2 separate regions of the Mus musculus genome follow, and region 1 is linked to region 2. Evidence: chromatin loops called from intact Hi-C (ENCODE). Cell type or tissue: heart. All regions are shown on one strand.

Evidence for each region. Peaks named below come from ENCODE experiments on the same cell type or tissue, not always from the same donor. Only the 100,000 strongest peaks of a DNase experiment are listed, where the experiment ranks them.
Region 1: a loop joins it to region 2, with 2.5 times the contacts of the local background. A loop is called at or near these places in 2 of 42 quality-filtered maps.

What each region holds. Positions count from the first base shown.
Region 1 is chr2:154,887,717-154,895,716 of GRCm38, forward strand. Eif2s2 (eukaryotic translation initiation factor 2, subunit 2 (beta)) reads right to left here and starts at 5,190. Exons shown (of 9, transcript NM_026030.2): 1 at 4,974-5,190; 2 at 467-644; 3 at 1-91. The coding sequence starts at 4,988. In heart, a CTCF peak has its summit at 4,942; a DNase peak (open chromatin) is centred at 5,175; H3K4me3 peaks cover 2,637 bases; H3K27ac peaks cover 1,934 bases; H3K27me3 peaks cover 422 bases.
Region 2 is chr2:155,069,738-155,077,737 of GRCm38, forward strand. It overlaps Ahcy (S-adenosylhomocysteine hydrolase), which reads right to left and starts at 4,760. Exons shown (of 10, transcript NM_016661.3): 1 at 4,628-4,760. The coding sequence starts at 4,655. Gm39966 (a long non-coding RNA gene) reads right to left here and starts at 4,437. Exons shown (of 2, transcript XR_866885.2): 1 at 4,213-4,437; 2 at 1,307-3,969. Gm45609 (a long non-coding RNA gene) reads left to right here and starts at 4,775. Exons shown (of 3, transcript XR_001783519.2): 1 at 4,775-8,000. In heart, a CTCF peak has its summit at 4,376; DNase peaks (open chromatin) are centred at 4,484 and 4,714; H3K4me3 peaks cover 2,690 bases; H3K27ac peaks cover 2,146 bases.

The DNA of each region.
Region 1 (8,000 bases), 180 kb before region 2:
TCAGCTTCATCAATGTCAAATATCTTTTTTGTCTTTTTCTTCTTTTTCTTTTGATTAAAGAAGTTCAAATCATCTAAGTCATCAGAAGCATCTAAAAATAGATTAAAGGTTTCCAGTTATTAACAATTAACAAAAGGCAAGCACCAAATTGAGTTATGCCAGCTCCTTTCTCAAGTACTTCTATGGTAGTCCTACCACAACCATCAGTTATGGTTTTGAAGAAACTGACAAGCTAACTCAAGCTTTCTAGAAGGATCTGGTTAGGAGCCCAGGCCAAAAACCAGGAAACTCATGTAATGTCAGAGAGCATTCCCTGACACAATCTTAGACTATTCAACTCTATCTTCACTTTGTCCACTTCCCTGTCCCATCCAACCTTCTATCCCTCGATGTACGGCTCCAGGTCGACCAATCCAGCGGAGCAGCTAAGGCTTCCACAACAACTGTGACCGCCACAACTATTCACCTTTCTTCCTACTGTCTTCCTCATCAGCGTCCACGTCTTTTTCTTCAGTTGGTTCTGGCTCCACTTCTTTTGTCTCTGAGGGCTGGGTTTCTTCTGTCTGGGCATCACCTTCTTCATCTAACATAAAAGGCTTCTTCTTCTTCTTTTTCTTTTTGCTCATAGTAGGATCAAAAATCATCTGTTAATTTAAAAACACCAAGTGATAATTCCTAATGAAGCGCCCATTCCAAATATCCTTTATTCTCAAAAAGCATATTCCTAAAAGAACAGGATACATTAAAATGCCAAAAGGTGGGGCTGGAGACATCCCACACTTGCTCCCCGGTACTTGCTTATTTGCAGGCTCCCTTTCACAGGCAATACACACAGTAAAAAAACAAAACAGAATTTACAGAAAGCCCACCTAACTCCCTTTACATCATTAAACACAGGGAGAACCTCACAAAAGTCTTTTAATTTGTAAGCTATCATAAACTACAATAACTTCATTTTTATTTTCATGAACAAATTTAGGCCTGAACAAATCCTGAAATTTATTAAAAGGACTTTAGCAACAACCTATATTGCATCCCTCATTTATGGGTGAGGACCAACAATGTCTAGGCAGATGATAAACGTTTTATTTAAGGTTGAGTAGATGCTAACACCAGACAATCTAAGACTTGGTTTTTAAATTTTTCATCTGTTGAGTGTTTGGAGAAGTTAGAGGTAAATACAAAATAAAGATATATTGTCTGCATTATGGAACTATCAAAACAGTAAGCAAAATATTCTAAAAAAAATTAAAAATTTATGCTGAAATTCACATCAACCTTAACTTTTATGGAACCCTATCAGCAACCCTTACTGTAAGAAATTTTTCTAAGGAATCCTTCACTGTTTTTTGCTATGTAATGTGAAGTGTTCACAAGCCACTTTCATCTAAATCTATTGTAGAACAAGTGAAAAATTAATTTCTAACCTGTAGACTGTTTATACTGATCCCTTAAAATAATTTGAACATATAGGGCATACTCCTGCTAGTGAAGAAAGCAAAATCTTTAGTCAAACAGAACTGGATTCAAGTCCAAAGTATTTTTTTTCCTATCATGTTTAAGCTTATCATTTTGTTCATTGTGTAGTGATCGAAAGCACATTGGAGCATAATTACCTTGCGTCCAATCCTGACTCTAACTCATGTGGGTTACCCTATGCTTCATCTGTACATCTTCATCTGTACAATGGAGATAACTGATACCAACCATGACAAAGTTACTGTGAGAATCAACTATCTGATTGTAGTTATAACTAACAATGATCCTGTCATTGAAGATTCCTCAACTAAGGAGTAACTTGATTTTTCAGACATAACAAAACTGGTTTTTTTTAAAATTCCCAAATTGATTCTAATAACTAACTGTAATTCCTTTATGTCTATCGAAAGACTGAAACCTTGTAATAAAGTAAATTGTCATAGCAGACAAGTCTGTTCAAGGCATTATGGAAATTTTCATATAGCACCAATACCAAAAGCAAGTCCAGTGCTGACTTACTACAGGGCCTGAGGTAATCCCACATGGAAAGAATGCTGCAATCTGTTATAAAGAGGTCAAGAACACAGCTATACTGTAGGAAGAAGACTTGGCATAAGGGCAAACAAAATTCCAGGCATTGAAACTTTGATTCTGGTAGAGCTTACAATCCACTCATTTTTTTTCCAGTCTAAGTTTCCCTGATTTACTAGTGGCTTTTTCTGAGTTTGCTTTTGTGGCTGGTCTTGAACTCCTAAGCCAAGTGCTAGGATTATAGGGACACACTATTACACCCATCATACCTTATCAAGACAGATCAAAGAAGGGGGAAATCCTAAAATGATCAGATGATAGTTTTAGTTACCTTTCACCCCTCAAGAAAATTCTAATTTAGGTCTATAGTAAGTAGACTGCAGGCTAGTAGTAAACACTCAGAAATCTTATGCCACATTGTAATTATGTTCCTAGAATACTTAACACATGTTTAACATATTAATACTTATTTTTGTTCACACATCCCTGTAAAATAGTTGCATAAGGAAACCAGAAAACCTAAGTCAGCACCCAAAGCAGAACTCCCCAAATCACAAGATCACACTTGCCAGCTTGAGATACACATTAAGACTTTGGCTTAAAAAGTTTCATATTGAGGCTGGAGAGACTGCTCAACAATCAGAGAGCACTGGCTGCTCTTTCGGAGGATCCAGGTTCAGTCCCCAGCACCCACAAAGCACCTCACAACTGTTCCAGGAAATCCGACACCCTTACAAAGACATATGTGTAGGCAAAATGCAAATATACAATTCACATGAAATAAAATAATTTTTAAAAAAAGTTTCCTATCAAGCCTCAGTTGGGGGCGCACACCTTTAATCCCAGCAATTGGAGGCAGAGGCAGGTGTACCTCTGAGTTTAAGGCCAGTCTCATCTACAGAGTTCCAGGACAGCCAGGACTACACAGAGAAACCCCGTCTCAAACAACAACAAAACATTTAATTTTTTTTTTTACTTCAGTTTTGTTGATGCCTAGCACACTAAGAATAAGCCATCCTCAGTCTTATCTTTACTGTGTGTGGTGGACGGTGAGGGGGGCAGGCAGGGATGTTGTCCTCAAACTTGATACTGACATACTTTTGAGGAGAAAATATCTTAACTTGATGGCAAATTTGGATCAGCTGGTTATGGAGTAACATTTCTCAAAACAATAAAACTTTAAGGCCGGGCGTGGTGGCGCACGCCTTTAATCCCAGTACTTGGGAGGCAGAGGCAGGCGGATTTCTGAGTTCGAAGCCAGCCTGGTCTACAAAGTGAGTTCCAGGACAGCTAGGGCTATACAGAGAAACCCTGTCTCGAAAAACCAAAAAAAAAAAAAAAAAAAAAAAAACTTTAAACTAGTCTAAACATTACTTCTTCCTACACCATACTTTACCACAGAAGCAATAGACAGAACAATATAACAATACACAGGTAGTTATTTTTAAGTTACGAAGTTTGGTTACTACATGTGTTATCTATTACCTCTTACTACCCATAAGCACTTTACCACAGAACACCACAGCTGTATATAGGTAGTTATTTTTAAGTCTGGAACGTGAGTAGAAATAAAGGCTAAACACTTTCTGAACTTTTCTAACACATAATGCAGTAGCAAAGAGCAATGTCTAACGTGTCTTTCAAGCAAGAAACATCTATCTCTTCCAGAGTTTAGTGAGTTTGCAAGAGCCTCCTAGTCATTTAGATGAAGGCATACTGCACAGAGCTGGGATTCTATTACTAGCTCAGGCACTTGGAATTTTATTAGAGGCACTGTACAACTCTAAGCTCCAATTGGCTCATCTCTAAAATGGACTTACAGGAATTTATTTTACTGAACCCTGGAAACCAACTTAAACTAGAACTAGTTCCCATGAAACAAATCTCTAATTCCTTAATGTAGTTACCTAAGTCCTCCATAAACTAACCAGCATCTACTTCAACCAAACTAGTGAATACTTCACTTTCTATGCACTTTCTCCCTTCTTGACCATAAACGCCTTGTGATCAGTTTTCTCATTGGTTGAGAAAATTCTGATCATTTCTAGAGCCCATTCAAAAGCCAACTCTGCACAGAACCTTCAACTATTCCTCTTACCCCTCCCCTAGGCCTGTAAGTCAAGTAAGTCACAAATTCTTCGTAAAGTACTTCCTTGGGGCTAGGATTAGGCTTCTAGGCCCAATGCTAAGCAATATCTAAGCCAAGACCACTCTTTTTTCTTTAAAGTCATTTAATGGTATGTGAACTAGGATAAATCTGGAAAAGGCAAAACCCAAAAAGATTTAAAAGAAAAAAAAAAGACACAATAAAACGGGGGACGGGGCTTGAAAAATTCTGAGATCCAAACCCAGTCAGTTTCACAGCCGGACCTTCCTGCTCACCTCGCCTGTAAAGGAAACTTTGGGACTCGGGCCCGAAAACTTTTCTCGAAAGGTGGTCACTTCCTGAGACTTAAAATATCTTCTCCTCTGGCTCTTTGGGTTCCTGTCTTAAGAAATAAGGCCTCGAGCGGGAAACGGGAGCGAGATATCCGCCCGGAAAAGGCAGCCTACAAAGTTTTAACCTCGGTGCTCCACCGGAACCGAGAGGGGCCTCGCAGGGCACCCTGACCCCTCAGCCGTGAGAGCCGAGGCGGCTATGTGTGTGAGGAAAGGAATGCCGGGGCGGCCGGGCAAACTAACTCGGCATTCAACCCCTTTCCGAGAGGACGGCTCAACACGCTCTCCATTCCGAAACGCCGATCACCGTGGGAGACAGGCCTCGCCGCCGCCCTGAGGAGAGCCGAGGGAGACCAAGTCTGAGGATCCAGAGTCCTCGCCGGCTCCACAGCTCCGGGACGCCTAGGCCGGGCTGCTCCACATGGCGGCCGGCTACAGCTAGGCCGCAGGCCCGGCTTCTCACACAGGTGTGGGTTCGGCTTCCTGCCTCAGTCCTTAGCCCTAACTCCAGCTCAGCCTCTCACCTCGTCCCCGGACATGGCTGTAGTTCGAGCGGGTTCGGCAGGGATGAAAAGTCAAACCGGTCGGCTTCACGGCCCGGAGTCAGCGTAGCTCCCACCGATACTTCTCACAGCACCGCACTAGGCTCTTGCATCAGCGAAAGGGAGCGACACCCCGCCCTCCTCTCAAACGTTGGAAGTGCGCCTGCGCAGAGCTCGCCAAAGCGCAGGCGTACAGTAAAGCCAACCTTACGTGCTTCTCGTGGCGCGAGTTATTCGGCGACTCCCCGGCGCCGGGCATACTGGGACTTGTAGTTTGGCTAGAAAAGACCGGCGCTTGTGCGCTTCGGGAGTTTCGAGGGCGTGCACGACTGTTTTAAACATGTCAGGATGTTCGGGTTCTTGTGCTGCTGGTTACCTAAGAGGTTCGAAAAGTGCTGTGTTGCTTGTAAAGTGAATTTGGGGCCATTTTTCAGGTTTAACTTAGTGGAAACCCTAATATGAACCCGTGGAGCTGAGTTCACGCTTTCCCCTAGAATCGGTCTAGTATTCGAGGAATGCACCTCAGTAGAAGCGTTTCACTTCGTGAGAAGTTTAACCTTCTAGCTTTTTACTTCAGAAGATTCTTCCCTGGTTTTCCATAGTTAGACCGAGGAACGAAGCCGTCCTCTGAGGAGAAACAGCCCAGCAAGCTACAGTCTGTCAGGAAGCTTCGAAATAGTCTTAACTAGCTCAATAAAGGGGCTATGTTGAGAAATGTGTAGAGTAGGTAATTAACTTGTTGACGAACTTCATACCATATAAGTAAAGACACTACAACGTCCTAGGCGATATAATCATCTGGGACTATTAATTATGTGTCCTTTTTTGACTAAAGCTTCCTTATATGGTACATGACTCCTTGTTTATGGAGTCTTTGCTAGACAATTCTGGATGTATCATCTATTTTCCCTGGGGAGATACAGCTGCCATTTAGGAAGGCCTCGGAGTATGCGCTTGTAGTTAAAAAACAAAACAACAAAAAAACACCTGTGTTTGTAACCACAGGGAACTGCAAAGCCCCACTGTTTGAAAGAATGCTCAGCTGGGGCGTCAGGTGATCCACTCAGGTGACTGAAGGGACTGCTCAAGTAAGTAGATGCTATCAGGAGATGAGAGTAATTATCAAGTTTTTAATGCTTCTTGCATAAAAAGAATCAAGTGAGGATTAATCTATGATTAGTGAAAAAAAGCCCTCACGTTAGAAGAGATGGGGAAAGTACTTAGTGATTTTTGTAGTTGGCAAAATGTTCTTCTTGATTGATTTTTGTATTCATACCTGATTACTGAGTTTGTCTTTGTTTTGGTCTACTGGAATTACAAAATGGTCTGTCTGAGCTGGGTGTGGTAGCACTTACCATCCTAGCTCTTGAGAAGTAGAGGCATGAATATCAGAATTTCATAACCAGCCTGGACTACATAAGATTTTATCTTTTTAAATTAATCAATTAATTGATTAATATACTTTACATCTTGACCACAGTTTCTTCTCCTCCCAGCCCCTACCCCCCATTCACTCATCCTCTATTTCTCTTCAGAAAGGGGAGGCCTTCCATTGATATCAACCTGCCCTGGCATGACTCGTTGCAGTAAGACCAGAGGCATCTTATCCTATTAAGGCTGGGTGAGGCAGCCCACCTAGCCTCTGGGAAAGGATCCCAGAGGCAGGCAACAGAGTCAGAGAAAACCTTGCTACGCTCTCTGGTCGAGTCAACTGGACAAGCCGAAAGGCTTAAAAGTCACTCATGAGGCAAAAGAGTTTCAAGGAAGCTCTCCTCCTGGAGTCTAGTGTTCTCTACCCATACATTAATTTTTCATTCCCGAGTTCCATTACCGCACTAGTCTAGAGTTGGATCCACGTGTGCTCTCTTTCAGTATTTTCCTATAAGTGCTCTGACATGGCTAAAGCCTTCCGCCAGTGTTCCAACAGTCCAAGGGCATCCTTGACCAAGATCAAGGGTTTAGAATTCAGCAAGATTGTAAAAGCTAAGTCACTCCCTTACACAGGAATTTACCATCACTTAAAAAGAAGGAAGTTTCAGACCAAAGGAGAAACCAGAATAGATACTATAGCAGAGTTACACCCATACACACGTATTTACAATGGCCTAAGGAGAAGGTAGACTATACAAGAGACTAAAATAGGAACTGTGGCAAGGACGGGAAGCCCTTGACCCTGGCTTCTAAGATTAATGAATTTTAGGTGGAGCCCTTGTTGATCCCAGCTGTTATCAATATATTCTATCCTGGGTGGTTCCGGTTAGACCTTTTGTGTTTGCATTCCTCTGTTTTATGTAAGATTCTGGTCACCTCAATTGTACCTTGCGAATATGTCACCCAACTTCCTTATTGTCCTCTGCATAAAAAGTCTGATGCTCGAGTTGTAAAATTACATTCAGATTCCACACAAACTCTCCTGCGTGTGTGTCTGTCTGTCATTCATCCAAGCTTTGCCCACCAGCGTCGAGAGACCCCGTTCCACGCAGACATAGGGACCCAGAAGGTCTGCAGCAAAACCTATTACTGTTGTTCGGAGTCCCACATGAAAACCAAACTACACAACTATAACATATGTGTAGAGGGACTAGGTCAGTTCTGTGGCAGGCTCCCTGGTTAGTGGTTCAGTCTCTGTGGCCCCTAGGGGCCCAAGTTAATTGATTCTGTAGGGTTTCTTGTGGTGTCCTTGACTATTCTGTCTCCTACAATCCTTCCTCCCCCTCTTCCACAGGATTCCCCAGGCTCTGCCTAAGGTTTGCCTGTGGGTCTCTGCATCTGTTTCCATAAGTTGCTGAATGAGGCCTCTCTGATGACAGTTATGCTAAGTTCCTGTCTGGGGTCCCTGGTGCTGGAGTGACCTCTAGGAAAGCAGCCAGAGTTGTGGGCCAGAATATGGATCCCGAGAGGATGGGGTGAGATCTTGTCTTAAACAACAACAACAACAAAATAAAGAAACAAACAAACCAGGCAGTAGTGGCTCTCTGAGTTTGAGGCCAGCCCAGTATACATAGTGAG
Region 2 (8,000 bases):
TATGAAGACAGGCAAACTTACCAACTGAGCCACCCCTCCAAGGCCATGATTTTTATCTTTAGAGGAACCTTAGGTCTTCCCAATCACCCTAAGAAACGGAGGGTGAAACAGAGAGGAGGCTGCTATAGTTTAATAATTTAACAAATACACAGGCCAAGAGTGGTAGAACATGCCTGTAATTCCAGTACTTGGGAGATGGAGGCAAGGGGAAGAGAATCCTTGACTTCACAGCAAGTTCAAGGCCAACCTGGGCTACATGAGGCCCTGTCTCAAAATAATAATAATAATAATAATAATACAATAGCAACAATAATACATTATTCTGTTTCCTAAATTGCATTAAATAATCTCAAAGGAGCAGTGCTAGGGTATGTCCAAGGTCCTAAGTTGAACCTCCAGCACTACAAACAGTTCCCAAGGTCAACACTCCACCCCTACGGAAGGGTTCACTCGAGTTACACAAACACAGCTCCTTCAACACACACACACACACACACACACACACACACACACACACACACACACACACCACTTCCCCAGGACATCAACAATGACAGCTCCTTCAGAAATCTGAACTTCAAATAACCACCTCTGGCCATGTCCCTTCTCCCTATAGATTCCCAACTCCAAACCGTTGAATTTAGTCAATTTCTAGTGTTCCTTATCATTCCCCCTTCACGATCTCCACTGTCCATCTGAGGCTCTCTAAGACTGAGACCTGGCTAGGCAAAGCTCCCACTTAAAGCTAGGGTGAGTGGCTTCATGCCCGTAACCCCAGCACTAGGGAAGCTGAGTTACAAAGCCTGCCATGATTTTGAGGTCATTCTAAGCTTCACAGAGACCTAGTCTCAAAAACAACCAACCACAAAACCCCACAAAGTTCCCACCTAGTTAGAGCCAGCCCTCCACTGTACCTAAGCCACTGAACCAGGTAGGAGACCGACAGCCACAGGAAGACACCTTGCTTACTACGAATGGGGACCCTGAGGTAAACTGGTGCATCCCAGCAATCCTACATTTTCCCAGTAGGTTTGCTTCCCTTCTCCTCTCCCTAAACATCTTTCCCCATCCATGTTCCCTTGATAACATGACGTCACAAATCACTAAGGGTTCAGAATCATTCACTTCCCATTCACAAACTCCATCTGTGGCTAACTAGACATTCTTGTCTGTTGCAAAAGATGAGCTGTCCCTGGTTCCCCACCATGTCTCACCCCTTCAGATCTTACCATTGCATTGATCACCTAGGTACCCAGGAGCAGGGGCCCCACTAAGGACTCCCTCACTTCTGAAATGTTTTCCTTCCTTGGCATCCGATTCTCTCTTGTGCTTTCCCTCCTACCTTCCTGGCTGCTCCTCATCTGGCAAACTCTAGGAACCCTCAGGGATCCATAGTAGCTCTTATCCAATGCTCGGCATTTAGCCAAATGGCTGTGAATACCTTCCCTGTGCAGATGACGCCCACGTATTTACCGCCAGTGCAAACTTCTCCCAGGAATTTGAGACTCACAATCCAACGGCTGACTCAGCACCTCTAGACTTATGTCCAATTATTACCATCAAGTACGAGCCCTCCAGACTCCTTGGCCTAACACCCTCAATCTTCCCATTTTAGGAAATGAAACCACCATTCAACCAACCACTCCGACCAAAACCTTGTAAAATTTCTCGTTCCCATTTTTTGCCTCTGTCCCATTTTTCTTTTTGCTGGGTTCTTTTATTTTTGAGACAGGGCCTATCATATAGCTTCGGTTGTCCTGAAACTCACTATGTAGACCAAGCTAGCTGCAAACTCAAAAGATAACTGCCTCCCACTGCCTCCTGAGGACTGAGGTTAAAGTTGTGGGTCATCATACCCCCACCTCCATCAGCAAGGTTTTGACTGAGCATCTCACGCTCGTCTAAAGCACTAGTTCTCAACTGGGCCAACAAAGCAGCTTCATGGTCCCCTTTGTTCTCACATAGCAAGTTCTTGGTTATAGTCCAGTGGGAAACTTTTTAAAAGTTTAAAATCCTAACCCTTACCTGGGCTTCAGGCCCCACTCCTGTCTACCAACTGTTTCTATCTCCACTTTATTCTCCTCACTATCTGCTCAGACACACGGATCTCTCCCCCATCGCAGGAATTTAACACAGCCAGTTAACCTGGAAGGTTCATGCCAAGTACCAGGTCCAGTATATGCTCCAACACATCTGAAAATTGAGGGGCTTAACAGATGGCTTAATGGTGAAGAGGACTGGCTGTTCCAGGGTTTAATTCCTAGCAGCTCATGGAGACTCACGACCGTCTACAACTCCAGTTCCAGAGACCCAACACTTTCTTCTGGCCCCTGTCCACATCACATGCACGTGGTGCATAGACCTACACGCAGGCAAAACACCCAGACACATATAACAAAATGAGAAGGAAAAAAAAAAAACCTAAAAATCGGTGGACTGACTCAAACAGGGGTTTTAAAATAAATCAGGACTTTACTGTCAGTGAGGTAGGTCACCTACAGAGGTTCAAAGGTGGTGTTATTTGATGACCAGATTTCTCTTTAGAAAAGATTCTACTGGCCAACTGTAGCAACATGTGCCTATAAACAGTGCTGTGGAGGCTAAAGGAAGATGGAATTCAAGACCAGCTGAGGCTCAAAAAGCAGGAAAACAAAATGGGAGCAAGGAGATCACAGACCTGTGAGGAGAGATGAGACTGGGGACTGGTAGCCATGGAGAGAAAAGTGGCAGATCTCCTCACATAAAACTAACACTATACCATACGGGCCTATCTGTCTCAGCCGTGTGCCTGGGTCTCAATACCTCCAGTGACCAGCAGGCCCTGGCACAGAGGAGTCAGAAAATGTCTACCGGCCATACCAGCTGCAAAAAAAATAAATAAGCAAAAATTCATGAAGAGATGGTACAGGACAAGGAAAAAGAAAAAGAAATAATGAATGAAATAGAGGGGAAAAAGGAAGGAGGGGGCTGGAAAGATGGCTTGGTGGTTAAGAGCTCTCTGGCTGCTCTTCTAGAGGGCCTGAGTTCAAGCCCCTGCACCCACATGGTAACTGACTACTGCCCATAACGCCAGACGGAACTGTGGAACCCTTTCTAAACCCACTTCTTCAAAATAAGGAGAATCAACTTGAACCTGAGCCCAAGGATCATAGGAAATGCCAAACGAGTAAGGTCTAGCATACAGCATACCCTACTTGATGGGCAAATCATGCCTCCACCCTTACACAGGCAAGAACCCAGCCTTATCTTCATCCATACAATCTGTGGTCCCCCCCTCCCAATCTTCATCCATACAATCTGTGGTCCCCCCCCCTCCCAATCCCTCCCTACACAGTATGTCGAGCCTCCATTCTAGCTCTTCCGCCAAGACAACACTGACTTAAACCTCTCTGGGCTTCAGTCTTAGCATCTACCCAGTGGAGACAATAAACTGCCCTGCTGGCTGATTAACTATCTTAATAAGAATTTGCAAAGCCACTTCCCTAGGTTCCTGTGTAATGGGATAGCATTCATCTCCCTTTGAGGACCCTTTCCAATTTAATAGAGTATTGAAATTATTTTAAAAGCTAACCAGCCTGAATTGCTTTGTTTTTCTGTTTGTTTGGTTTGTAGTTTTGTTTTGATAGGGTCTCCCCATCTTGTCCAGGTTGGTCTGGAATTCACTGTATGCCCAGGCTGACCTCTGAAATGAGCTGATCGATTCCTTGGCCTCAGTAGTGATAGCAGGGCTGGGATTACAAGCTTGTGTCACTAGGCACAGTTTGAATTGGATTGTGTTGAAATTCCATTAGGGTTGTTTCAAGTGTATTGCCTTGTATACAGACAGCAGTGGAAGAGATGAGCTTAGAGGTCATGATGTCCTGAGTCCAAATTCTAACCAGCTGCTTTCCAGTTACAAGATTCTGGGAAAATGCCCTTTATACCTCTGGATATTCATTGTAAACATAAAACCGTTCCTTCCATGGAGAGCTACAATAATAAGACGGGTTAGTCTAGAATAATGCTATAAGGCAGTGCCCATCCCACTGTAAACGCTCAAGTTAAGGTGTGTTTACTCAGACAGCTTTCTATAATCGGGACAAAACGAACAGTAATTTCTAACCACTCCAAATTTTCTAGACATCCACTAGATATCCCAGAGATTGAGCAGATGGGACCCTAAGTTCCCGTTGCACCGAGACTAGCCGTTTCCAGGCCTCTCCTCATTAGCACCTAGAACACTGATGCTCTCTCCGGCCCTGCTCAAGGCCCAGAAGACGGTGGGCCCTTGCTAGGGGCCACCCAAGCCGCCAAACGCCAGGGCCAGGGTCTGGGCCTCTAGGGCCGCTTCCCAATGGCCAGTCTCTCCGACAGGAGCACGCTGCCCGACCAAAGATCACAGCCCGCGCTGCCGCTCTGGGCGCCTACCGCGGGGCACGCCGGGACTTGTAGTCCGCGGCCGTTTCCCACTCCTGGCTCTCGGCGGCGTGTGGACTCCAATCCCCGGGCACCTGCGCGGCCAGGCCAGCGATTCTAGGGGTCCCGGGGCGCCCCGAAGCCGCCACCTAAACAAGACGCAGGTCGGTACTGACAACAAACCCAGGACGGGAGCCGAGTCGCCACGGAGGACTGAACCCTTGGGACTCACCGACTTTGTAGGGCAGTTTATCAGACATGCTGGCGGCGCTTCCGCTAGGACTGATGAACTCAGTGAAGGGGGCCGGGCGGCGCGGGGCAGGGATCTACGCCTGGCGCCGGCGTCTTTAAATATCTTCTTATTTGAATATTCATGAACCTGCTGGGGGCTGAAACTTAGGGGCGGAGCCTAGCTCGAGGCGTTGAGCGGAGCGGGAGCAAGGCTGATCTCTGCCTCAAAAATCATAAATTTTGTGCACTGTGGCCTTTGGACCCCTGGCACTCGACTAGGAGGGAGCGTGGAGAGAGGCGGTTCTTCTCCCATCCGTCCAGCCAGTGAATCAGAGGTCAAAACAAGGCAGAATTCTTAGACTCTAGCCAATTTACTAACCTGAGCCTTAACTGCTTCAATTGTAAAACTCTTGCAAGATCAAAGTAAAGAGCTGGGCCTAGTGGTATGTGCCTGTGAATCCCCACTCTGGAGACAGTGTCTGAAATCTCCCGCTCTGGAGCCAGAGCCAGGAGATTTGTCACAAATTCGAGGCCAGTCTGCTCTATCGCTAATTAGTTCCAGGCCAACCGAGGCTACAGAGTGAGGCCCTATCTCAAAAACAAAGAAAGAAAAATCACCGGTTGCAATTGTGTCACTCTCTCCTCCCTCTGTTTGCCTTTCCTTGCTCGCCCCCACCCCCTCCTCAACACCTTCTCATTCGGTAGTCTTTCTTGGTGATTCACAGGCTGCTCACATGGAAATGACTGCGGAGCTATCCGCAGGAGCATAGATAACTCACCAATGACTATACACCTGAAGAGTATGACTTCTCTCTCAGCGGCTCTCAGCGGCTAGCTTTCAGGAAGGAAACCAGGCCCCATGTTGTGTGCATATACCATCTCTGGGGAGTTCAGTTGGCCCCTTTGTAAAAAGTTGGCCTCCGTTGGACTTATCTGTCTCCTCATGGAGTAACAAGGAGGGTCACAAGACCTTCTCCTGGGTGTCCAGCTGCACCCTACCTCCTGTTATATGCAATTCTGCCTAAACTGAACATGACCTCAGGGAAGGACTAGAGTATGTAGTCAGGGAAGTAGGTTCCAGCTACCCGTCTACTGGCGAGGCCCTCATCCCTGCTGGTTGAGGTGTGGTCTCCAGCTGTGGTCTTTGGGGAAAAGCATCATTCATACCCCTATCTGGTAAGTACCCCCTGACCTGTGTATGCGTTGTCAGGAAGCTCACTGACCTCACCGGTTCCCCCAGAAGGATCTTCCGCAGAATCATACCTCAGTTTATTTGGGAGGAGGTGTAGATTTTGCTTCTGTCTCCTAGGAGGGAATTTTAGCAATGTCCCGGGACACCTCCCCCATCCATGACTGAATGTTGCTGGGGATCCAGTGTTGTGCAGGTCCTGGGCAAATAGCTGCAGTTGTGAGTTCTGATTGCAACGGCCATGCCGTGTGGGTCCACAACCCTCCTCCCCTCCATCCAGTTCTTACGTTCTTTCTGCTCCTCCTCCTATGGTGTTCCCCTGAGCTTTGAAAGGGCGTGATATGATCTGAGACAGTCACACTCAGCACCTCGACCAGCCATGGTCATTTGCATTACCTGTCATTTGCTACAAAAGGAGATTTTTCTGACCAAAACTGAGGACTGTGCCACTCTGTGACTATAAACAAATATTTAGGAGACAACATTTAACTCAACAGTAGTAGGCTCCTCCTGAAGACCTACCGTTTCCCCAGCTATGCATCTTTGACTAGACTCACAGTAACAAGTATAAACTCCCTCCTCTCTCTATCTTTTGTCTGTCTATCTGTCTGTTTGTTTCAGCCTATAGACCAGGATGTAACTCTCAGCTACTGCCCCAGCACTGTGAGTGCATCATACTCTGGAAATATCCCCACCATGCCCCACCACGATGATAATAGACTAATCCTATGAAACTGTAAGCAAGCCCACAATCAAATTCTTTCTTTTAAGAAACAGAGGAGTAAATTCAGTGGGAGGTGGAAAGAGACTGGGAGGGAAGGAGGGAGGGAAATTGTGGTTGGAAGGAAGGAAGGAAGGAAGGAAGGAAGGAAGGAAATGATGTATTTATTTTTAAAAAATCTTAATTTTACAAGAGTTGCTTTGGTTATAGTACCTCTTCATAGCAACAGAACAGTAACTAAGAAGTGTCTAATTCTGGTGGACAACCAATAACAGTGGCAACAACCTGTGTTATTTTAGGAGCCTCTGGAGCCTGCCTGGACAATAATTCATAGGAAAGTATCACATAACAGGCTGTCCTGGTCAGGTTTTTGTTTTTTTTTTTTTTTTTTTGGTTGGTTGGTTGGTTTTGGTCTTGTCAGTTTGACACAGGGTAGAATCGTCTTGGAAAGAGGGACCTGAAGTGAGTCAATGCCTCCTCCATTCATATTGCCTATAGGCAGGCCTGTGGAGGCATTTTCTTTCTTAATGATTGACATGGGAGGACCAAGCCATCTTGAGTGGTGCCACCCTGAGTACTTATTCTGAGGAGTGTAAGAGAGCAGGCTGAGCAAGCCTGTAAGCAGCAGCTACCCATGGCTTCTGCTTCAGCTCCTGCTTCCAGGTCCCGGCCCTGACTTCCCCTCAGGGATGCATATCTGGAAGTGTAAGCTGAAGCAAACTCTTCCTTGCTCAGGTTGCTTTTGGACTTGGTGTTTATCACCGCAACAGAAAGCAAACTAGGGGGCTGGTGAGATGGCTCAGTGGGTTAGAGCACCCGACTGCTCTTCCGAAGGTCTGGAGTTCAAATCCCAGAAACCACATGGTGGCTCACAACCATCTGTAACAAGATCTGACCCCCTCTTCTGGACTGTCTGAAGACAGCTACAATGTACTTACATATAATAAATAAATAAATAAATCTTAAAAAAAAAAAAGAAAGAAAGCAAACTAGGACACTCTGCCCCTGCCCCCTCTATCCTCTTCCCCACTCCCCACCCATCCTTGTAAACCGTTGTAATCTCAGACGGAGACTGTGTGAATAAAACACAACCTAAAGATGCAATCTCCACTGTGCTCACTGGCCTCCATTGTGACAGCTATCACAAACTCCAGTGTTCCAATTACAAAACCATGAACCAAAATTGATCAATCTCTCTCTTGCACACACTCACACACACACACACACACACACACACACACACACACACACACACACGAATGCACGCATATAGATATACACAAGAATGCACACACATCTATGTGCACACATATGCACACACCATCACTCTTGCTTCTGTTTCTCTCTTCTCTGTCCTCTCCCTTTCTTTTCTCTCTTCAGTCCCCCATCTCTCCTGTCACTGTGTAATCCAGACTGGCCTTGAACTCATTATGTAACCCTTTCCCACCTCCAACTTGAAATCCT